3 separate regions of the Homo sapiens genome follow, and all the other regions are linked to region 1. The links are chromatin loops, found by intact Hi-C in ENCODE. Cell type or tissue: mammary epithelial cell. All regions are shown on one strand.

Region 1 (8,000 bases):
CTGACTCCTTTTTTGGATTCAGTCTGCCTGCACCCAGCTGATTAAAAAGCTTTATTGCTCACACAAAGCCTGTTTGGTGGTCACTTCACATGGACGTGCATGACAGTGCAGAACATGCAGGTTTGTTACATAGGTATACATGTGCCATGGTGATTTGCTGTACCTATCAACCCGTCATCTAGGTTTTAAGCCCCGCATACATTAGGTATTTGTCCTAATGCTCTCCCCGCCATCCCCCCACCTCCTGACAGGTCCGAGTATGTGATGTTCCCCTCCCAGGTAGCCCTTTTCTATTGGTGCAGCTGCTGGCTCTCCCCCATGCAAGCTTCTAGCTTCCTTATTTATGTTTGCAGCCCGATTTTTCAGGCTGCTCTTTGTTAGGAAAAATGATTTCTTGGGCTACTTTTTGTTAGAAGGGAAGTTCTGCTGAGAGCTCTTTTGCCCTCACTATCTGCCTAAATAATTTCTGTCTCCTGTGTTAGTTGCTCTGGTCTGAACACCTCTGGCAATTCTGTAACATAGAGTCATCTTTCCAGGAGACTCTCTCCCTTGCTGGCTTTGAGGAAACAAGTGGTCATGTTGGGAGGCCCATGTGGGCAAAATCCAGCAAGAAATGGAGATCCTCAGTCCTACAACCAGTTAGCAATTGAATGCTGCCAATGTAGCAGAACAAGCTACAGACAAAACCCCTCAGACACTGACTTAAAGAAGGAAGGGCTTTATTCAGCCAGTAGCTTTGGCAAGACTCACGTCTCCAAAAACTGAGCTCCCCTAATGAGCAATTCCTGTCCCTTTTAAGGGCTTACAACTCCAAGGAGGTCCGTGTGAGAGAGTTGTGATCGATTGAGTAAGCAGGGGGTATGTGACTGGGGGCTGCATGTACCGGTAATCAGAACAGAACAGAACAGGACAGGGATTTTCACAATGCTTTTCCATACAATGTCTGGAATCTGTAGATAACATAACTGGTTAGGTCAGGGGTCGATCTTTAACTACCAGGCCCAGGGTGTGGTGCCGGGCTGTCTGCCTGTGGATTTCATTTCTGCCTTTTAGTTTTTACTTCTTCTTTCTTTGGAGGGAGAAATTGGACATAAGACAATATGAAGGGTGGTCTACTCCCTTACCAACGCCCTGGTTTCCAAGCAGATCCTTCCCGAGTTGAGCCTCAGATGAGACAGCAACTCTGGCTGACATTTGGTTGCAGCTGCAAACCAAAAAGTATCTAAGACAGGTCTCAATCAATTTAGAATTTTATTTTGCCATGGTTAAGGATCATGATCCATGACACAGCCTCAGGAAGTCTTGAGAACACGTGCCCAGGTGGTTGGGTTATAGCTTAGTTTTATACATTTTAGGGAGACAGAAATTATAGGCAAAGACATAAATTGATACATGTAAGGTATACATTGGTTTAGCTCAGAAAGGCAGGACATCTTGAAGCCGCAGAGGGGGCTTCCAGGTCCCAGGTGGATTTAAAGATTTTCTAATTGTTGCTTATAACATAATATCTGAAACTGTGTAATTTATAAAGAAAAGGAACTTATTTCTTACAGTCATGGAAGCTGAGAAGTCCAAGGTTAAGGGGCCACATCTCGTGAGAGCCTTCTTGCTGGTGTGGACTCTCTGCAGTCTATAGAGTGCAGGGCATCACATGACAAGGGGCCATGCTAGCTCAGGTCTCTCTTCCTCTTCTTATAGGCTACTAATGCCACTCTCATAATAACCTATTAATTCATTAACCCATTAACCCATGAATGGATTAATCCATTCATCAGAGCAGAACCTGCATGACCCAATCGCCCCCTAAAGGTCCCACCTTTCTATACTGCCACATTGCCTATTAAGTTTCAACATGAATTTTGAAGGAGACAAGCATTTAAACCGTAACAACGTGGTTTCCATATTTGATATGAGAATGATTATTAAAGTTCAGGTCCTCTGTCCTGTTCTCTGTGTCCTCATCTAAAATTTGACACATTGGCCAGGCGTGGTGGCTCATGCCTGTAATCCCAGCACTTTGGGAGGCTGAGGTGGGTGGATCATTTGAGGTCAGGAGTTTGAGACGAGCCTGGCCAACATGGTAAAACCCTGTCTCTACTGAAAATACAAAAAAAATGACCTGGGCATGGTGGTGTGTGCCTGTAATCTCAGCTACTCAGGAGGGTGAGGCATGAGAATTGCTTGAACCCAGGAGGCAGAAGTTGCAGTGAGCTGAGATTGCACCACTGCACTCCAGCCTGGGTGACAGAGTGAGACCCTGCTCCAAAAAATAAATAAAATAAAATAAAATAAAATTTGACACATCACATTAAGTTAATGACAGAGACAAATTTTCTTTTTCCTTTTCCACCAAAGGAAAGCCATATGGAGTCAATTTTAGAAAATACAAACTGAAATATTAGCTATTAGTACTTTTTTTGGTAAAAGTATTGGTGGTGTGTGGGAACATATTATTGATGAGATGTTAGATGCTTGTTTTCTGGGCTCGCATGATAACCTGTGATGAGGACTCTGTGTTTTTGTCCCCAAGATCTGCTCTCTGATATTCAACCTTCTCCATCCTCCTCTGTGTCCCAGAAGGCCACCTGCATTAGTTATTTATTGATGTATGACTAATTACTCCAAAATGTAGTGGCTTAAGACAATAAAACATTTGTTATCTCATAGTCTCTTTGAGTCAAGAATCTGGGCTCAGCTTAGCCAGGTCTTTTCCCTCTGATGCGATCAAGCTACTGGACGGGGGCTGCAGTGTCATTCAAAAGCTCAACTTGGGATGAGGGTATGGGGTGATTGTTCTGCTCCCAAGCTCACTCAGATGGTGTTTGCTACTGGCAGGTAGCTTTCCCCTCAGAAAGTGATTCAAGACAGAGTGAGAGAGAAGTTGAAAATAGAAGCAACAGCCATTTTGTAACCCAATCTGAGAAGTGACAGCCATCACTTTCTGCTGTACTTCATTCATTAGAAATGAGTCACTAGGTACAGCCCACACTCAGGGGGAAGGAATTAGATGAGGGCATGAATATAAAGAAACAGGGATCATTGGTTCTTGCAACTTCTCTCTAGTAAAGGAATTGCAGTAGACTTGCATCATACACACATTTAATTTATGAAATTTTAACTATAGAAACAGGTGGAAATACAGCTCTAATTTGAGGCAGCAGCTCCATCTATGGCTCAATGGTGAAGCTGTATTTTGCAGATTTGTCCTGTTGGGTACTGAGCATCTCTGTACACACTGTAAGTATGCATACAGCTACTGCTGTACAACATTTTATGTATAAAACCACATTCACTGCATGCATAGGGGATTTAAGACATATTCAAGGTGAAACCGAGCTAACCTCAATGTTCACCTTCACTCCTAAACCTAAAGAATGCTTTCACTTGATTCAGAATTCTGGGTTGACAGTTGTTTTCCTTTCAGCACTTAAAAAATGTGCCACCAAGATACAGGTCATAAAGACTTTGCTGATGAAACAGGATGTGGTAAAGAAGCCAGCCAAACCCACCAAAACCAAGATGGCGACAAAAGTGACCTCTGGTCATGCTCATTGCTCCTTATGTGCTAATTATAATACATTAGCATGCTAAAAGATATGCCCACAAGCACCATGACAGTTTAGAAATGCCATGGCAACATCTAGCACTTACCTTATATGGTCTAAAAAGGGGAGGAACCCTCAGTTCCAGGAATTGCCCACCCCTTTCCAGGAAAATTCATGAATAATCCACCCTTTGTTTGGCATATAATCAAGAAGTAACTGTAAGTGTACTCAGTTGAGCAGCCCATGCCATTGCTCTGCCTATAGAGTAGCCATTCTTTTATTCCTTTTCTCTCTTTCTTTCTCTTTCTTCTTTCTCTTTCTTTCTTTTCTTTCTTTCTTTCTCTCTCTCCTTCCTTCCCTCCTTCCTTCCTTCCTTTCTTTCTTTCTCTCTCTCTCTCTTCCTCTTTCTTCTTTCTCTTTCTTTTCTTTCTTTCTCTCTCTCTCCTTCCTTCCCTCCTTCCTTCCTTCCTTCCTTCCTTCCTTTCTTTCTTTCTTTCTTTCTTTCTTTCTTTCTTTCTTTCTTTCTTTCTTTCTCTTTCTCTCTCTTTCTTCGTTTCTCTCTTTCTTTCTTTCTTTTCTTTTTTCCTTTCTTCCTCTCTTTCTTTCTTCTTTCTTTTTTGAGACAGTCTTGCTCTGTGGCCCAGGCTGGAGTACAGTGGCAAATCTTGACTCGCTGCAACCTCTGCCTCCTGATTCTCATGCCTTAGCCTCCCAAGTGTCTGGGATTACAGGCATGCACCACCATGCTCAGCTAATTTTTGTATTTTTTGTAGAGACAAGGTTTCCCCATGTTACCCAGGCTGCTCTCAAACTCCTGGCCTCAAGCCTTGGCCTCCCAAAGTGCTGGGATTACAAGCGTGAGCCACTGCCTTGGCCTCCCAAAGTGCTGGGATTACAGGCATGAGCCACTGCACCTGGCCTATTCCTTTTCTTTCTTAATAAATTTGCTTTCACTTAAAAAAAAAGTGCCACTTTCTTCTGGCCACTATGGTTCCTGATGAGAAATCTGCCATCATCTGAATTGTTGTTTTGGTATAAGTGATGTGTTTAGTTTTCTCTGGATGCTTTCGAGATTTTTCTTTGTGTTTGATTTTCCACAGTTGGATGATGATATGTCTGGGTGTAAATTTCCTTGGAAAGGATCCCTGACATTGTGTGAAGCATTGTGCATACATCTGCATATTCTGAGGAAGGGCCTGAAGCTTCAGTCCAGGATCACACAACTTTCAATGCATTTTCAAAGGAGTCCAGGACTCCGTGATCATTAGCAACCAGTGGTTTCTATGAAGTTATTGGAGGTGGCTGGAAGGCTTGGGGAGCTTGAGGATAACTGGCAAGATATGATCAACTAGCGCATCTGAAAGGGGTTTAAACTTCCCTGAAATTATTTGGCCACTTGTGTGGTTCAGTCTATTTGACTGGAATTTCCCTGGGTGAGGGGAGCTGAGGAGTTAAAGGTTGTAGGGACTGTGGAGGACCTTGGTGACTCCAAGGAGGCTTTTAGGATCCTTATTCTCTTAATACTCTATATCTGCCCTTCACTCATATAAATACCCATGGGAAGTGAAAACATGTGCTGGCCATACAGACACAGTTTCTGGAGAAGTCCAGGCTTCTCTTCCAGCCCTGTTGCTGCCCCAGAGATTCTGATGCCCCCACAGGGAGGGTCCAGGGAGGAGATTCTCCCCCATCATGGGAGAGGGGTGCGGCCATGTGGGGTTCCCAGGAGCCCAGCTTGAGTGCCAATACCCATCAAGAGGCTGGGCTCCATCATTCAAGAACTCCGTGGGTTGGAAGACAATGCTCAGACTTGATATAAGGAGATGCAAAATATGGACCAGAGGCAGCCCAGCCAGGGGCTCCTCAGCTAGAATGGAGTTGGTCTGGTCTCCCTTGCACATTGGGGTTTTATGGCAAAAAGACTGGGCATGTCCAACTGGCTTGTCTGCTATAAAAATCCAGAATGAGATTACAGGTTTAAATCACAGCATGTTTTTCCAACCAGTCTGGTTCTTAGTCACCCACCATCCCCGACTGGGCTGAGGAAAAGATGAGGTAGGAGATAGGTTGGCAGGACTTATTTCTCAGTCCTGAAGGGACAGAATGAAAAAACTGGCAGGAACCAGCAGATGGCAACAAAAGCAATCCTTAGCTGCCCTCATTGTGCATTAGCACAAGACATTCTCACCAGAGCCATGACAGTTTACAAATGTGTGGAAATCACCCGGAATTTACCACCATTTTCCTAGAAAATTCTAAATGACCCACCTCTCGATTTGCATTGACCTACCCCTTAATTTGCATGTAAGTGAAAGTTGGTATAAGTGGGTATAAATACAGTTGGCAACAGTCCCTACCTTGCCTGCTCTGAGCACATTACCTATGAGATAGCCCTGCTCTGCAAGGAGCAGTACTGTGCAATAAAAGATTGCTGTCTAACGCCACCAGCTCACCCTTGAATTCTTTCCTGGGCAAAGGCAAGAACCCTCCTGGACTAAGCCCCAATTTTGAGACTTGCCGGTTCTCCAGCAGAGAGGGTGCCCCTCTAATGAGGATGCATGTGTGGCTTTGCTGAGTGGTAAGTGCACTGCCCTCATCCTCAGGAGACTTGTTGAAGGTGGAGAGGCCCTTCTGTGTGACCCTCAGGGCTTCTCCCAGTTGGACCATCCTGAAGGGTCCATGTGGACTTGAGTTCAGTCTGTTCAAATTGACACCAGAATCATATTTGGTCTGCACCCAGCCAGACCTTTCTAGGTGGGAAAAAGTATAAGAAGTGAAAGCTGTCAACAGCCTGGCTTCCAGAAATGAAAGCCTCCAAATTGGTTCAAAGAGCAAATTGGAAATGCTTCAAAGTACAAGCTCTGGGTTTGAATTCTGGCTCAGCTATTTTCTAGCAGAGTGACATTTGGCAAATTACTATACCTCGCTGAGCATCTGTTTCTTCTTTTGTAAAACAGAGATTACGATATAGGTTTTTCATGGGTTATGTTACTTCACTTTATTTTATTTTTTTTGAGACAGAGTCTTGCTCTGTCACCCAGGCTGGAGTGCACTGGTGTGATCTTGGCTCACTGCAACCTCCGCCTCCTGGGTTCAAGCGATTCTCCTGCCTCAGCCTCCAGAGTAGCTGGGATTACAGGTGCCTGCCACCACACCTGGCTAATTTTTTGTATTTTTAGTAGAGATGGGGTTTTGCCATGTTGGCCAGGCTGGTCTTGAACTCCCGACCTCAGGTGATCCACCCACCTCAGCCTCCCAAAGTGCTAGGATTACAGCCATGAGCCACCGCACCTGGCCTATCATGGGTTATCATGGGTTATGTTATTAAAGGAGATCATGTATGTGGCATGCCTAGCAAAGTGCCTGGTACAGAGTAACCACTCACAGGTTAGCTGGTATTCTCATTTATAATTGCTGGTCTTGCAGCTTTTCAGTCCATGTCTACAAACAAGGTAAAATGCATCACGGCAGTCCAGGCCTTTCTGCTGGCTCTTTCCCCTGCACTAGCCCTGGAGATGCCTCAGAAGCTGGAAGCAGGACTAATGAGGCAACAGAAGGTGGTTGGGTTCTGGATGAGGGTGAAGTCGTGGGTGGGAGCATTCCCATTGTAGAAAGACTGGTGCCACGGGTGGGGAGAGATTTGGGGTCTGCCCTTCTTTTCCATTAGCATTACCTGACCAACCCCTACACTCCCCACCACCACAGGGAGCCTAAAAAACAGCAGTCAGCCTGGGCGCTGTGGCTCATGCCTGTAATCCCAGCACTTTGGGAGGCCAAGGTGGGCAGATCATGAGGTCAGGAGTTTGGGATCAGCCTGGCCAGCATGGTGAAACCCCATCTCTACTAAAAATACAAAAATTAGCTGGGTATGGTGGCAGGCGCCTGTAGTCCCAGCTACTCGGGAGGCTGAGGTAGGAGAACTGCTTGACCCCAGGAGGCAGAGGTTGCAGTGAGCCAAGATCGAGCCATTGCACTCCAGCCTGGGCAACAGAGCAAGACTCCGCCTCAAAAAACAAAAACAAAAACAAAAACAAAAACAAAACAAAAAAAACGGCAGCCAAAGCTAGGACAGGCAGTATAGCATTGAGAGTTGCTTCTGCCCTGTTGGAGGGTGAAGGGGTGTGATTAACACAGGTGCAGGGTCCTGTCCTGTCCCTAACTTTGCCTTTTAGACTCTTTCCTGTCACTTGCTGAGAGCTAGGGTGTTACAACAGAGGGATACACACACACGGGAATAAGAGAGTGCAGAGGCAGAAGTGTGGACTGGGACGCCCAAAGCTCCGCACTGTGGCTCCTTGTCCCCCAAGCTCAGCAGGGGTACAAGCCAGTGCCAGTGAATGGCCACCAAATACTTGAACAGTGTTTATAACAGTTCTCTTTCCTGTTGCTGGATATAATTAATATTTCACTTTTTTTTTGCTCCATGTACATATAAACATTCGTATCCCAAGGTGG
Region 2 (8,000 bases), 71 kb before region 1:
AGGTGCTGCCTATATGGCTCCACTGGGAGAGGGCAGATGGAAGCCGTCGCCTCATCTGTCGTGGAACGTGTGCTGTGCACCTCCTCCCTTTGCTGATCTTAATCTCTGTCCTTTTACTGTAATAAACTGTAACTGTGAGCCTAACAGCTTTCCTGAGTCTAGTGAGTCCTTCTAGCAAATGAAAGGAGGGTGGTCTTGGAGACCTATGAACTTGCACCTGCCCCCGTCGTTTTGAGGTCTGGCACAGGGAGGGAGGCTGGTCTCTTTGGAGGGGGTCTTCATCCATTGGGGTCGGGTCCAACTCTGGAGGCCCACGTCCTTGCCAGCTCCAGTCTCTCTCCCCTCTCAGTCCCGACGCTGTCACCTTGTGCCCTCTGTCTGTGGATCCTGGGAAGAGCTGTTCTCTCTGCTCACAGCTGAATAGGAGACATGCTAGAAGAGGGTTTTCAAATTTTAGCCTTGGGGCTCTTTTGAACAAAATCAAACATCTTCCCACTGAAGCCCCATGTGCAAAGAACTGCAGGCCCGTCCCCTCCTCTCTCCCTGGAAGCCAGGGCAGTGCTTCTCAAGGTGTGGCCATGGGTGGAATTGAAGGGGCGTGGGGCAGGGGGGAGAGAGCGGATATTAAAATGCAGATTCCCTGGCCCCATCACAGACCAGACTGTCTGGGGCTGCGTCTTAGCAAACTCTACAGGGGATTCCGCCCAGCAGGAAGGGTTGGGAAATGCTGCTCGAGGCACCAGGAGAAAAGACCCAGGCTCCTGAGGCCGGGCCGTGGGCATCTGAAGACGTCTGGTCTGTAGTTCGTGCAGACCCCACACCCTCCTTAGCTCCAACACTGCACTTACCCCATTAGCTGAGGCGCTGGCATGCTCTGTACCTGGGGAAATAGGAGGGGAAGTCGTCAGGAAGGAATAATGCTGGGAAGCATGGGAAGAAGACATGCCTGGGTGTCAGGGCCCTGAAAATGTCAAGTTCTGCCTCTGCTATTACATGGGGGTGCCATTTCCCTTAATGGTATACACGTGTGTCAGACAGGGATGGAGGGTGTGCTTTCTAAGGATTTAGCCATCCAGTTATTCACTTGGTTATGAAATATCCATAAATATCGAGCCTGGCTCTGGAACCAGATGGATGGGTTCAAATTCCATCTCTGTCCTTTAGGAGCTGTGTGAACTTGGACAAGTGACTTAACCTCTCTGTGTTCAGTTTCCTAGACTATTCAACAGGGGTTTATTTAGCAAATAGTAGTATTATTCAGCAAATGGTGAATGTCTACTTTGTGCCAGGTACATTCTAGGTGCTGGGGACACAGCTGTGAACAAAACAGATAAAAATGCCTGCTCTTGGCCAGGCGTGGTGGCTCACACCTATAATTCCAGCACTCTGGGAGGCTGAGGTGGGCGGATTGCTGGAGTCTAGGAGTTTGAGACCAGCTTGGGCAACACAACGAAACTCCATCTCTACTAAAAATATAAAAAATTAGCCAGGCGTGGGAGTGCACGCCTATAATCCCAGCTACTCGAGAGGCTGAGGTGGGAGAATCACCTGAGCCTGGGAGGTTGAGGCTGCAGTGAGCCAAGATCACATCACTGCACTACTCCAGTCTGGGCAACAGAGCAAGATCTTGTCTCAAAACAAAACACAAACAAACAAACAAAAAGCCTGCTCTTGTGCAGTTTATGTTAATAATAACAATAATAGTAATAATAGCAATAACAATCATAGCAAATACATACTCAGTATGTGGCTTACCATGTGCCACCTACTGTGTTAAGTGCTCTACTGTATTATTAGGTACCATCACCCCATTTTACAGATGAGGAAACTGAGTCATACAGCTTAAGCTATTTGCCTATGGTGACATCACTAATCAAGCAGTAGCTTTAGGGCCCAGATACAGGCAGTCTGGCTCTGGAGCTGACACATTGAATCACTCAGCAAACACTTCCTCGAGTGCCTCTTTTATGCCCGGCCCAGTGGTAGGCGGTCCTGGGGACACAGTCATGACAGTGACAGCCTCAGGTCTGCTATCTTGGGGCTCACAGTCCACTGGGGATGACAAACAAGTCCCCCACGGTGATGACCCAGAATGGGCAAGGCTGGAGTGGGAGAGCCTAGTGGATGCTTGGCTCATGCTTGGGGGTCAGGGAGGGCTTCCTGGACGAGGCAGTATCCGCCTGGGTTGTAAGGGAGCAGCTTTGTTTAGTGGTTGAAGGAAAAGCTTGGTAGTCAAAGATCTGGCTTCTTCTCCCCAACAACCATGTCCAGCTGTTTGACCATTGGCAGGTAACTTCATCTCTCAAAGCAAATACTTCCTCCTCTGTAACATGGGGCTCACGGGAGAACCACTTTGCTGGGTGGTTGTGGGCATTCAAGGAGATTGTACAGGCCAGGTGTGGTGGCTCATGCCTGTAATCCCAGCACTTTGGGAGGCTGAGGCGGGTGGATCACAGGAGACCAGGGGTTTGAGACCAGCCTGGCCAACATGGCGAAACGCTGTCTCTCCTAAAAATACAAAAATTGCTGGGCATAGTAGTGCGTGCCTGTAATCCCCGCTCCTTGGGAGGCTGAGGCATGAGAATCGCTTGAACCTGGGAGGTGAAGGCTACAGTGAGCCGAGATCGCACCACTGCACTCCAGCCTGGGCGACAGTGAGAGCCTGTCTCAAAAATAAATAAATAAATACATAAATAATAAAAAAAATTAAAAATTAAAATCGAGGGGGTTATACATACAAAGTGGCATGTAGACAGTGCTCAGCAAAGCATCGTTCCTCTGATTACAGAATGAGCTGGCACACTTCTCCAGAAGGAGCCATGGGAGGGTGCTCCAGGCAGGGGAACGGCCTGTGCAAATCTCTTGAGGTGTGAAAGCATCAGACCCTTTTAGAGCTGAGGATCAGAGGTGCCAGTTCCTGCCACCTCCTCCTAGGAGTCACTCCTGAACAAGGCAGATGGAGTAAGGCTGAGGGCTTAAGCATTATTTCACCCTCCATCCATCTGGCAGGGACTCCCACATCACCTGAATTAAATTCCAAAGTCCCTACCATGGCATTAAGACCCTATACGCTCTTCTCCCACTCTGTAAATAATATTTGTAAATGTAATCAATGAACCAGTGAACAAGGCTCCCTGGCTCTGCACCCTCATCAGTCAAATGGGGGAAACCTCATGGCAGTGGGGTGAGGATTCAGTGAGAGGCACACTGGAAGGACTCAGCACAGAGCCCGTAGTAGGTGCTCAATTACGGCAGCTCTGGTGATGCTCACTCGAGGGACACAGATGACAGTGCCAAAGGACCTCACGGGAACATTTGGACCAATAGAAATAAATCCCGATCCCCAGCAGGATCAGAAAAACCAGGATTCCCAGAACCAGGAAGATGATGGCGTTACGGGACATGCCTGAGTGCTCACTGGGAGGTCCCTCTGAAAGAGAAGGAAACAGGTATTTAGGTAAGGAAACTCTTGGGGTTTATCCCTCATTCTTGAAATGGCATCTTGAATTTCCTTAGGGAGCCACCACTCCACTGCCTCAGTCTATTTAATTCAGGTGGAATGGATCCCACCCTCTGGTGCCCAGAATGGGACTTTGACACAGGCCTGGCCAATCAGAATATTCCATTCTCCCTGGCTGCTATGATTGGTTCATAGGTGGGCTGTGGCCTAAGCTGGGCCAATGAGAGCCAGCCCTGGGACTATGGCTACAGTTACTGAAAGTGGTATGTTTTTTCTCCTGCTGTTGCCATTCTGGTAGAATGTGAGCCTGTCCCTGCCGAGGGCCATCTTGCTTCAGAGCCTGCCTGAGAATAAAGCCAGTATAACGAAAAGCAGAGACAAGAGATGTATAAAATAAAAGTTCCTGGGTTACAAGGTTGGAGCCCCTGGATCTAACCATACCTGAAGGTGAATTTTCAATAAAGTCCTGTTTTGTTTGGTTTTTTTTGCTTAGACTACTTTGTGTTTCTGTCAATTGCAATTGATAGAGGTCTGCCTAATATATTTGGAAAGGCCTGAGTCCCTGAGAGAGAGGGATTCCACATCTATCCCAACCTGTGTGTGTGGAGGGAGTGTATCCAGGCAGCTGAACAACGGTACCAGTGATATAGGTATGGAGTTAACAGGGGAGTAAAGCTGGCCCCACTGGTCCTTTTGTGAGAAGGCTTAGGAGAAGGATGGGAGCCAGAGAGCATTAGACAGGGAACCCTGCCTCGACCTCTTCCTTTGGTCCCTGTTCTTCCCACCCAGGGAGTTCCTCACCTTTGACCTGGACGGTCAGTTCTGCCTGGCGAGCTCCTAGGGCATTGGTGACGTTGCAGATTAAAGTTGTGTTGATTGGTTTGTCCACAGGACGGATCAGGAGCTGGGCGCCCTGGGCCACAGCAAAGGGTGGCAGGGGACCCATGGTCCTGGGAGAGACAGAAAGGTGAGGAGGTGGCCTCTGCTGCAGGTCCGGAGTGACAGTGATTGAGCACGCACTACGTGCCCAGAAACCCTCACGCCCTCTATAGCATAAGCGGAGAGCAACTCTGGAGGCCCCCCAACTCTTCCCTTCCTCTCATGCCCACACCCAACCCATTAGCCAATCATGTCGGCCCCGCCTTAAGATCCATCCAGAATCCCACCTCTCCTCAGGGCTTCCACGGTACCTCCCTGCTCTGGCGCTGTGCATCCCGGCCCCCAGCAGCCGCCTCCACGCTGGGCTCCGTTTCTGCCCTCGCCCCCTCGTCTGTTCCCCACATGGCCACCAGAGGTCGCCTGTGAACCCTAAGTCAGTTCCCATACCTCAGCTCAGTACCCTCTGGGGGCCTAGCCTGGCTCAGAGTTAAACCGAAGTCTTCTGGTGTCACAGGCCCCACGTGATCTGGCCCCTGCTACCTCTGCCCACGTTTTCCATTACTCTCCCCTTTGCTCCCGCCTCTGCATCCACAGTGGCCTCTTTGTTGGTCCTCAAACTCTCCAGTTAGGTGTCCAGGGTGTTTGCTTATGCAGGGACTGATGGATAGAAATGGGTTTGCCCATGCTGTTCCCTCTGCTGGAATGCTTTCCCCCTAGGCACCCGCAGAGCTCACCCTCATCTCCTTCAGGCCTCTGCTGGGATGTCACCTTAGTAACACCTCACTTGGCCACCCTATTTCAACTGTGATGATCACCCTTCCCATCCCCTTCTCTTTAATTTATTTAATTATTATTTTTTTGAGACAGCGTCTCACTCTGTCACCCAGGCTGGAGTGCAGTGGCACCATCTTGACTCACTGCAACCTCCACCTCCTGGGTGCATGGAATCTTCCCACCTCAGCCTCCTGAGTAGCTGGGACTACAGGTGCATGCCACCACACCCGGCCAATTTTTGTATCTTTTTTGGTAGAGATGGGGTTTCGCCATGTTGGCCAGGCTGGTCTTGAACTCCTAGCCTCAAGTGATCCTCCCATCTCTGCCTCCCAAAGTGCTGGGATTACAGGTATGAGTCATGGCGCCCAGTCCCATTCCCTTCTCTGCTTTGTCTTCTCCATGGTATTTATCACCATTGCACACACACTACACACTTTATCTTGCTTCTTGTTTCTTTCACCACTAGAATGGAAGCTCTATATGGGGAGGAAATTTGGTCTGTTTTATCGACCAACGTATGTTGGTTAATTGCACCCGGCACACAGTAAGTAGTCAAGGAACACTGGTTTAATGAACAGAGGTGGAGGAGATGGAAGCATCAGGCTTTGGGTGCTCCGCAGAGCTGGGATGCAAACGCAGCTATCTGGCTCAAGAGCCTGAATTGCGGTGCTTTGAGGCAGGACAGTAAAGGCACCATCACACCAGTTGAAAACCTTTGACCGGCAATTCCTTCCACGGACAACTGCTGACAAGTGACCAGTGGGGATGGACACCACCATGGCATTTGCAGAGTTGAAAATGGAAAATGACATCTGTGTCCTCTACTAGGGACTGGTTAAATAACTGATGACATCCACATATGTTGGAATCCCTTCCCTGCCCTTTGGGAGGCCCAGGTGAGATGACTGCTTGAGTACAGGAGTTCAAGACCAGCCTGGGCAACATAGTGAGATCCTGTCTCTATTCTTTGAATTTTTTTTTTAAAGTGGTGGAATCCCAGCAACACTAAAAAAGGGGCCAGGTTAGCCAGGCGTGGTGGTGTGTGCCTGTAGTCCCAGCTATCTGGGAGGCTGAAGCTGGAGGATCGCTTGAGCCCAGGAATTCAAGGCTGCAGTGAGCTGTGATTGTGCCACGGCACTACAGCCTGAGCAACAGAGTGAGGCCCTGCCTCAAAAAAAAAAAAAAAAAAAAAAAAGCAGGAGAGCTGGGGGTGCTCTGAAATGCATAATATGATTGATGGATGAATAGAGGGACTGAAGGAATCACAGAAACGTGATAAAGCAAGCACAGTAAAATGTTAGCAGGGGAATCCACGTGGTGGAATCTTAAGTGTTCACTGGAAAATTCCTATGATTTTTCTGTATGTTTGACAGTCTTCCTAATACAACGTGGGGGAAAATGGAGTTGTGGATCTATGTGCTTTGACATGGAAAGGTATTCACAAGACAGACGAAAAGGTTCAAAATTATATGTACAGCATAATTCCAGTCTTTGTTTAGAAACAGAGAGAAAAAAGACAGGATGTATAATAAGGGGTCACTGGGTATTTCTGGAGGTGGCTGGGTACACTTGAACTATAGGCACTACTTTCTTCTTTTTGCTCATAACTAAATTGTTTGATATTTCTACAGTGGACACAAGTTATTTTTGTAATAAGGAAAAAGACCTAAGGCTGGGCGAGGTGGCTCACGCCTGTAATCCCAGCACTTTAGGAGGCTGAGGTGGGTTGATTGCTTGAGCCCAGGAGTTGCAGACCAGCCTGGGCAATGTGGCAAAACCCTGTCTCTGCAAAAAAAATACAACAAAATTAGCTGAGTGTGGTGGCGTGTGCCTGTAGTCCCAGCTACTCAGGAGGCTGAGGTGGGAGGATCACCTGAGCCCAGGGAGGTCCAGGCTGCAGTGAGCTATGATCACGCCACTGCACTCCAGCCTCGGCAACAGAGCCCCTTCTTTAAAAAAAAAGGGCGGTTCAGTAAAATTATGTAATTTATGTAAAATTATGTATTATAAAATTATGTATTATCTCTTTGCCTTTTTCTTACCTTGCTCTTGATCTCAGCCTCAGTGTGAATCTGGGGAAATCTTATTGCTGTGAGCCTCAACTTTCTCATCTAGACAATGGGGATATATAGTACTTGCTCCATCCAGAGATAACCAAGTAGGTTACACAAGGTGACGGTGAGGTGGTTACAGTCTAGAGTGGGGGTGTCCAATCTTTTGGCTTCCCCGGGCCACATTGGAAGAAGAAGAACTGTCCTGGGCCATACATAAAATACACTAACACTAACAATAGCTAATGAGCTAAAAAAATTCGCAAAAAAAAAGTCTCATAATGTTTTAAGAAAGTTTACAAATGATGTGGCCTGCAGGTTAGACAAGCTTGGCCAAGAGGCGGAGGACCAGCTTTGGAGCCGAGCGCTGATTCAAGGGCCGCTTCTGCCCTCTCGTGGCTGGTCTTTAACCTGGGCAGGGCAACAGCTGCTGACTGTGCACAGCATGGGGTCACATGGGATTCGGGGGAAGTACCGGGCACAGAGCAGGCACACCCCAAAAAGCAGGTGCATCCACCAGCCAGGATTCAACCACCTGCTAAACGCCTCAACCGCAAAACAGAGATGTCAAAACAGAGATGCCCCCCACTGGGGGCCCGAAGTCAACCTCCTCTTTTTCTCTTTTCTGAATCTCCCTCCTCTCTTAGACCAGGAGTCCAGGCCCCAGTCTGTCCTGCCTCAGACCCAGGGGTCCAGGCTCCCAGCTTCTCCTCCCTCAGACCCAGGGGTCCAGACCCCCCAGCCCCTCCTCCCTCAGACCCAGGGGTCCAGGCCCAGCCCCTCCTCTCTCAGTCCCAGGGGTCCAGACCCCCAGCCCCTCTTCCCTCAGACCCAGG
Region 3 (8,000 bases), 180 kb before region 1:
CTGGGCACAGTTGCTCATGCCTGTAATCCCAGCACTTTTGGAGGCTGAGGTGGGTGGATCACTTGAGGTTAGAAGTTGGAGACTAGCCTGGCCAACATGGCAAAACCCCCTTTCTCAAAATACAAAAATTAGCTGGGCATGGTGTTGCGTGCCTGCAGTCCCAGCTACTCAGGAGGCTGAGGCGGGAGAATCGCTTGAATCCAGGAGGCAGAGGTTGCAGTGAGCCAACACTGCAGCACTGCACTCCAGCCTGGGTGACAGAGTGAGACTCCATCTCAAAAATAAATAAATAAAAATAAATAAATAAATAATTAAAATAATACAAAAATTAGCTGGGCATAGTGGTGTGCCTGTAATCCCAGTTACTTGTGAGGCAGAGGTAGGAGAATCGCTTGAACCCGGCGGGGGGAAGAGGTTGCAGTGAGCTGAGATCATGCTGCTGCACTACAGCCTGGGCGACAGAGCGAGACTGTCTCAAAAAACAAAACAAAACAAAACAAAACAAAACAAAAAACAAAACAGGATGAAAACCCATTAGCCTGAAAAAGTTCAAAGTGTTGACTGGCAAGTATTGGCAAGGAGCTGCTCTGAGTGCAAATGGACAAACTACATTGCAGAGCAATTTGGCAGCATCCACGAGACCTTTGGACAAATGGACAGGTCATTTGTCCAGTTACCTCTTTCAGAGCTGTGGCTTGTAAACACTTTTGCTGGACATTAATACAGCTATAGACACCTGAAGCAAAAGTTTCACAGAAGAGCTCTCACTCCGACTATGAGCATGCACTCTAATAGCTTCTATTTAATTCCATTTCATTAAAGGAAAAATTGTTTATAACCCACTAAATTGATTTCACAACCCACTAATGGATCTTGTTTGGCCGTTTGAAAGATACTGCCCTAAGAAACTCCAAGAGACATGTTCAGGGATGTTAATTGCATTCTTGTTGGAAGTGGAGGAAATTGGCAACAAGGTGGGTGTTCACCACCAGCAGCCTGACATAAATTGTGGTGTACTCTCACAATAAACTCTTGCGCAGCAATTAAGGTGAATGAACTGGACACAAATACCAACAGTGTGTGTCATAAACACATAATAATGAGTGGCCTGGGTTGAATCATTCCCCTCCCCACCAAGTTCATGTTCACTGGAATTTATGAATGTGACCCTATATGGAAATAAGGTCTTTGCAAATGTAATCAGATCAGGATAAGTTTCTACTGGATTAGGGTGGGTCCTAAATCTGACTGATATCCTTATGAAAAGGAAATTTGGATACAGTTACAGGTGCACACACACACACACACACACACACACACACACACAACATATGACGATGGCGGCAGAGAGATTGGAGTGATGCATCTATAAGCCAAACAACACCAAAGATTACCAGTGAACACCACAAGCTGGAAGAGGGGTGGTGCTCACGCCTGTAATCCTGTCACTTTGGGAGGCTGATGTGGGAGGATCGGTTGAAGCCAGGAGTTTGAGACCAACCTGGCAACATAGCAAGGCCCTGTCTCTACAAACAAAAACAAAAACAAAACAAAGCAAAACCAAAAAACCAAAAATGGTTGGGTGCAGTGGCTCACGCATGTAATCCCAGCACTTTGGGAGGCCAAGGCAGGCGGATCATGAGCTCAGGAGTTCGAGACCAGCCTGACCAACATGGTGAAACCCCATCTCTATGAAAAATACAAAACTTAGCTGGGTATGGTGGCACGCACCTGTAATCGTAGCTACTCAGGAAGCTGAGGCAGGAGAATCGCTTGAACCCAGGAGTCGGAGGCTGCAGTGAGCCAAGATCATGCCACTGCACTCCAGCCTGGGCGACAGCGCGAGACTCCGTCTGAAAAAGACAAAAACAAAGAACAACAACAACAAAAAAAAACTGGGCATGCTGGGATGCTGCCTGTGGTCCCAGCTACTCGGGAGGCTGAGGTGGGAGGATTGCTGGAGCCCAGGAGTTTGAGGCTTCAGTGAGCTATGATTGTGTTGCTGTACTCCAGCCTGGATGACCCAGTGAGATCTTGTCTAAAAAAGAAAAAAAATCTGCAACTATATGAACTCTTTTCCTAGATTTGACAGGTTTTTTTGTATCCACTTTGCAACTATAATAACTCTTTTTCCAGATTTGACTCAAAGTGGATACAAATGAAGTGAATGACATGAAAAGATGCTCCACAATGTGATCCACTAAGGAAATGAACATCAAAACCACAGTGAATGCTGCTTCACACCCACTACGATGACTGTCATAAACAAGACAGACAATCACAAGTGTTGGCAAGGATATGGAGAAATAATTGGAACCCTCTACGCTGTTGGTGGGAATGTAAAATGGTGCAGCTGCTTTGGAAAACAGTTTGGCAGCTCCCCAAAATGTTAAACACAGGGCTAGAGCATTCCTACGTATATATATATCCCAGAGAATTGGAAGCATATATCTACCCAAAGACTTGTGGAAACAACCTAAATGTCCATCAGTTGAAGAATGGATAATCAAAATGTGGTCTGCTCATACAACGGAAAATTCTTTGGCCATTAAAAGGAATGATTTTTTGTTTGTTTGTTTGTTTTGAGATAGGGTCTTGTGCTGTCTCCCAGAGTGGAGCGCAGTGGCACAATCTCAGCTCACTGCATCTTCGATCTTCCGGGCTCAAGCAATCCTCCTGCCTCAGCCTCCTGAGTAGCTGGGACCACAGGTGCATGTCACTCCCTGCTAATAGGAATGAAGTATCTCAAAAAAAACATAATGCTAAGTGAAAGAAGCCAGTCACTGGCCAGCCTGGGCAGATCACAGCTGTAATCCCAGCACTTTGGGAGGCCAGGGCAGGCAGATCACCTGAGGTCAGGAGTTCGAGACCAGCCTGGGCAACATGGTAAAACCCCCTCTCTACTAAAAAACAAAAATTAGCCAGCCGCAGTGAGATGCGCCTGTAATCCCAGCTACTCGGGAGGCTAAGGCAGGAGAATCTCTTGATCCCGGGAGGTGGAGGTTTCAGTGAGCTGAGATAGTGCCGTTGCACTCCAACTTGGGTGACAGAGCAAGATTCCATCTCAAAAAAAAAAAAAAAGGTGGGGGGGCCGGCCGCAGTAGCTCACGCCTGTAATCCCAGCACTTTGGGAGGCAGAGGCGGGTGGATCACGAGGTCAGGAGAACAAGACCATCCTGGCTAACACGGTGAAACCCCGTGTTACTACGTCTTACCGTGTTACCCACGTCTCTACTAAATATACAAAAAATTAGCCGGGCCTGGTGGCGGGCGCCTGTAGTCCCAGCTAGTCTGGAGGCTGAGGCAGAGAATGGCGTGAACTCGGGAGGCGGAGCTTGCATTGAGCTGAGATCGCGCCACTGCACTCCAGCCTGGGCGACGGTGCGAGACTCCATCTCAAAAAAAAAAAAAAAAAAAAAAAAAAGCTACAAGAGAATAATTGTGATGTTCTAAACACAAAGAAAAGATAAACGAGGTGATGGATATCCCAGTTACCCTGATTTCATCATTGCACATTGTATACATGTATCAAAACATCACATGTACCCCCACAATATGTACAACTATGTTATGTCCAAAAATACAAAAAAGGGAGAGTATGTTATGGGTTGTCTAGAGCTGGAAGGGTGTTGAGGGGAAATAGGGAGTGACTACTAATGGGTATGAGGTTTCTTTTTGGGGTGAACAACTGTTTTAAAATAGAATCTGGTGAGGCAGGCATGGTGGCTCACGCCTGTAATCCCAGCACTTTGGGATGCTGAGGCAGGTGGATTGCTTGAGCTCAGGAGTTCGAGACTAGCCTGGGCAACACAGTGAAACCCTGTCTCTACTAAAGTATAAAAAATTAGCCGGGCATGGCGGCATGCACCTGTAATCCTAGCTACTCGGGAGGCTGAGACAGGAGAATGGCATGAACCTGGGAGGCAGAGGTTGCAGTGAGCTGAGACTGAACCATTGCACTCCAGCCTGGGCGACAGAGCTAGACTCCATCTCAAAAAAAAAAAAAAAAAAAAAAGTCTGGTGATAATTGCACTATTTTGTGAATATACTAAAGTCACTGAATTGTACACTTTTTAAAATTTTATTTTTATTTTTATAGAGACGAGGTCTCTCTGTGTTGCCCAGGCTGGTCTTGAACTCCTGAGTTCAAGTAATTCTCCCACCTCGGCCTCCCAAAGTGGTGGGATTACAGGCATGAGCCACTGCGCCCGGCCAGAATTGTACACTTTAAAGAGGTAAATTGTATGGTATACACATTATATCTCAATAAAACAGTTAGGCTGGATGAAAAAGCCAAATACCGCTCATTCTTACTTGTAAGTGGGAGCTAAACGTTGAGTACTCAGGGACATAAAGATGGCAACAATAGAAACTGGGGACTGCTAAAGTGGGGAGGGAAGAAGGGAGGGGGCAAGGGTTGAAAAACTGTTGGGTACTATGCTCAGTACCTGGGTGACGGGATCAGTCGTACCCCAAACCTCAGCATCATGCAATATACCCAGGTAACAAGCCTGCACATGTACTCCCTGAATCTAAAATGAAAGTTGAAAAAAATAAAACGAAATAAAGCTATTGAATAAAAAGTGGAGACCTGAGGATAGCCACAAGAGGGCGCTCTGAGCACAGAGTTACCACCTCCCTTGGGAACGGAGTTTCTCGGCCACGCCTCAAACTATGGCCATACCTTCGAGGCCCTGGCCACGCCTCTGGGACTGTGGTCCCACCCCCAAGGGCCTAGCCCCACCCCTACACCTTAACCACACCCTCAGGTCCTGGTCACACCCTCAAAGCAGTGTCTGAAGCAGCCCATTCACGCCCCCAGCTCCCCAGACTCTGACCACAAATGCATGCACAGACTTAGAGATACTCGGAAACACAGAACCTTAAACCATAGACTTTTCTTTTCTTTTTTTTTTTTTTTGAGACTGAGTCTCGCTCTGTCGCCCAGGCTGGAGTGCAGTAGCGCGAACTCTAGTCACTGCAACCTCCGCCTCCCGGGTTCAAGCGATTCTCGTGCCTCACGCTCCCGAGTAGCTGGTATTACAGGCGCATCTCACCACACCTGGCTAATTTTTTGTATTTTTAGTAGAGACGGAGTTTCACCATGTTGGCCAGGCTGGTCTCGAACTCCTGACTTCAAGTGATCTGCCCGCCTCGGCCTCCCAAAGTGCTGGGATTACAGGCGAGAGCCACCGCGCCTGGCCAAAATCACAGACTCTTAAACCATGACTTTTACTTTGAAATCATTTGTTTTTCTTTTGAAATTATTTTAAAGTTACAGAGAAGTTGCAAGAATAGTTTCAGACATTACGTCCCTTTGCCTCTAAATGCTTCAGTTGCATTTCCAAGTGTAAGGACGTTCTCTTACACCACCACAGTACAGAGGAGCAGTGTACATTTCTCAGTGACAGTAGTATCCAACAGTGCAGCCTGTATGCAAATTGCCAGCTGTCCCCAAACTATCTGTCATAGCAAAAAGTTTTCATCTCTTCGGTTTCCTTCAGTCTGGTACGGTTCCTTGGCCTTTCTTTGTTTTTCATGGAATTGACATTTTTGAAGATTATAGGCTAGTTCTTTTGGAGAAGGTCTCCTTGATTTGGGTTTGTGTGATGTTTCCTTGTGATTAGATTCTGGTGGCAGGAGTGTTACAGAAGTGATGCTGTGTCCTTCTCTGTACATGATATCAGGAGGCACACGATGCTGGTTGTCCCAAGAATGCTGACAGATTTGGTCGGTTGGTTATGGTGAATCATGGAATCCCAGACCTATCGATTCACCAAGTCAGTCTCTTCCATCCCTGGGCCACAGTTTCCCTTTCTATAAAGTAAAAGTCTGGCTTATGTGAAGGTCTGAAAACACACTTAAAGAACAGATGTGTTCGGCTGCGCGGTGGCTCATGCCTATAATCCCAGCACTTTGGGAGGCCGAGGCGGGCGGATCATGAAGTCAGGAGATCGAGACCATCCTGGCTAACACGGTGAAACCCCATCTCTACTAAAAATATAAAAAATTATCCGGGCGTGGTGGCGGGCGCCTGTAGTCCCAGCTACTTGGGAGGCTGAGGCAGGGGAATGGCATGAACCCAGGAGGCGGAGCTTGCAGTGAGCTGAGATCACGCCACTGCACTCCAGCCTGGGCGACAGAGCGAGACTCCGTCTCAAAAAACAAACAAACAATGAAAAAAAGAAAAGATGTGTTCTGTTTACCTCTCACACTCTTTTTTTTTCTTTTTGTTTTTTGAGACAGTCTCCCTCTGTCGCCCAGGCTGGAGTGCAGTGGCTGAATCACAGCTCACTGCAACCTCTGCCTCTGGGTTCAAGCAATCCTTCTACCTCAGCCTCTCAAGTTGGTGGGTGCCACCATACCTGGCTAATTTTTGTAGAGATGGGATTTTGCCATGTTGCCCAGGCTGGTCTTGAACTCCTGGCCAATCCACTCACCTTGGCCTCCCAAAGTGCTGGGATTACAGGTGTAAGCCACCGTCCCCTGACTCTGTGTGTGTGTGTTTGAGGCAAAGTCTCTCGCTGTCACTCAGGCTGGAGTGCAGTGGCATGGTCACAGCTCACTGCAGCCTCAACCTCCTGGGCTTAAGCGATCCTCCCACCTCAGCCTTCTGAGTATCTGGGACTGCAGGCACGTGCCACCATGTTCGGGGTTAGAGCCGGGGTCTACCCATGTTGCCCAGGATGGTCTTGAACTCCAGGGCTCAGTCTGTCCTCCCACCTCAGCCTCCCAAAGGGTTGGGATTACAGGTGTGAGCCACTGTGCCCGGCCAATGCTCTTAAAGTCACTTTTTGGAATGTCCCAGGCATTTAGAATCTGGCAGATTTCACACACGCATCTAGGAGAGATGTCCTCTGTCTTTCTGGGTTTACTCAATGTGGTGAGGACAAGCGAGTGGAGCCCCGAGAAATGCATTGAAGGTATGACTTCTGGCGTTAGAGCTGTCCCCGGAATGCTGGGACTGTCACCCATGAGGAGCTTTGGAAGTTGAGGGGTGAGTGATTGAATTATTATTATTATTTTTCTGTCACCCAGGCTGGAGTGCAGTGGCACGATCTTGGCTCACTGCAACCTCCCCCTCCCAGGTTCAAGCAATCCTCCCACTTCAGTCTCCCTAGTAGCTGGGACTACAGATGTGTGCCACCATATCCAGCACATTTTTGTATTTTTAGAACAGACGGGGTTTCACCATGTTGGCCAGGCTATGAGTGCTTAATTCTGTGAAGGCTGGGAGGCTGGAGACCCCAAGCAGGACCCTTCCTCCATCTTTGGAGTCTGCCTTTCTCCAGCGGAAGGGGGAAGACTGTGGAAGGACATGTGCCTAGTCCCAAGGTCTAGGAGGCTGAGTGGGGATTTCCATGTGTACAGAGGCCAGATCCCTTGTTTTAGAGAAGTTACTTATAAAGTTCAGTGCTGGGTTCAGCTCTCAAGCCCCGGGACGGTTTCTCATACACGAAAAGCCACATCACCCACAGCCTAGACCCACAAGCACAAGAGGACTTCCAACACACTCCAGACTGATGATGGGCCAGGTCCTGGGCTAAGTGCCTGACACTCACACTCTCATTAAATGCCCAACAACCCATCAACCCCAAGGGGTCGGGGGGATTCCCTTCTTACAGGTGAGGAAACTGAGGCTCAGTGTGGTGAAGTCACTTCACCTTGAGTCATTTAGTCATTTGGTGGCAGAGCCCTGGTTGTGACAGATACATGTGCGGCCCCTCAATAACCATTCTCTCCTCTTCCTTTTGTAGCAGAACCCCTGAATTTTGGCTGGGTACATGCTGCCCAGATAAAACCACATTTCCCAGCCTCTGTTGTGATAGGTGTGGTCATGTGACTAAATTCTGGCCAAATAGGATGTGATGTGTATGATGTGTATGACTTCTGGGTTGTAGCTTTAAAGGTAGGGGCATGCGATTGACTTTTGTTTCTTCTTCCCAGTGGTTGGAATGTGGATGTGATGGTGGGAGCTGGAGCAGCCATTTTGGACCACA

The links. Peaks named below come from ENCODE experiments on the same cell type or tissue, not always from the same donor. Only the 100,000 strongest peaks of a DNase experiment are listed, where the experiment ranks them.
Region 2: a loop joins it to region 1, with 9 times the contacts of the local background. A loop is called at or near these places in 102 of 110 quality-filtered maps.
Region 3: a loop joins it to region 1, with 13 times the contacts of the local background. A loop is called at or near these places in 33 of 110 quality-filtered maps.

The regions. Positions count from the first base shown.
Region 1 is chr19:44,583,599-44,591,598 of GRCh38, reverse strand. No RefSeq gene overlaps it. Among named protein-coding and RNA genes, the nearest start is that of IGSF23, 26 kb to the left of the region's middle. RefSeq lists an enhancer at 1,649-2,148. In mammary epithelial cell, CTCF peaks have their summits at 3,171 and 5,674 (motif pointing right); DNase peaks (open chromatin) are centred at 3,018, 3,558 and 5,608; H3K27ac peaks cover 1,725 bases.
Region 2 is chr19:44,654,172-44,662,171 of GRCh38, reverse strand. It overlaps PVR (PVR cell adhesion molecule), which reads right to left. Exons shown (of 8, transcript NM_006505.5): 5 at 4,262-4,410; 6 at 3,272-3,430; 7 at 849-880; 8 at 1-432. The coding sequence ends at 361. Among named protein-coding and RNA genes, the nearest start is that of MIR4531, 4.4 kb to the right of the region's middle. RefSeq lists a silencer at 5,434-5,634 and an enhancer at 7,410-7,469. In mammary epithelial cell, CTCF peaks have their summits at 4,751 (motif pointing right) and 7,557 (motif pointing left); a DNase peak (open chromatin) is centred at 7,581.
Region 3 is chr19:44,767,458-44,775,457 of GRCh38, reverse strand. No RefSeq gene overlaps it. Among named protein-coding and RNA genes, the nearest start is that of CBLC, 6.4 kb to the left of the region's middle. In mammary epithelial cell, a CTCF peak has its summit at 4,617 (motif pointing right); DNase peaks (open chromatin) are centred at 1,067 and 4,717; H3K27ac peaks cover 2,913 bases.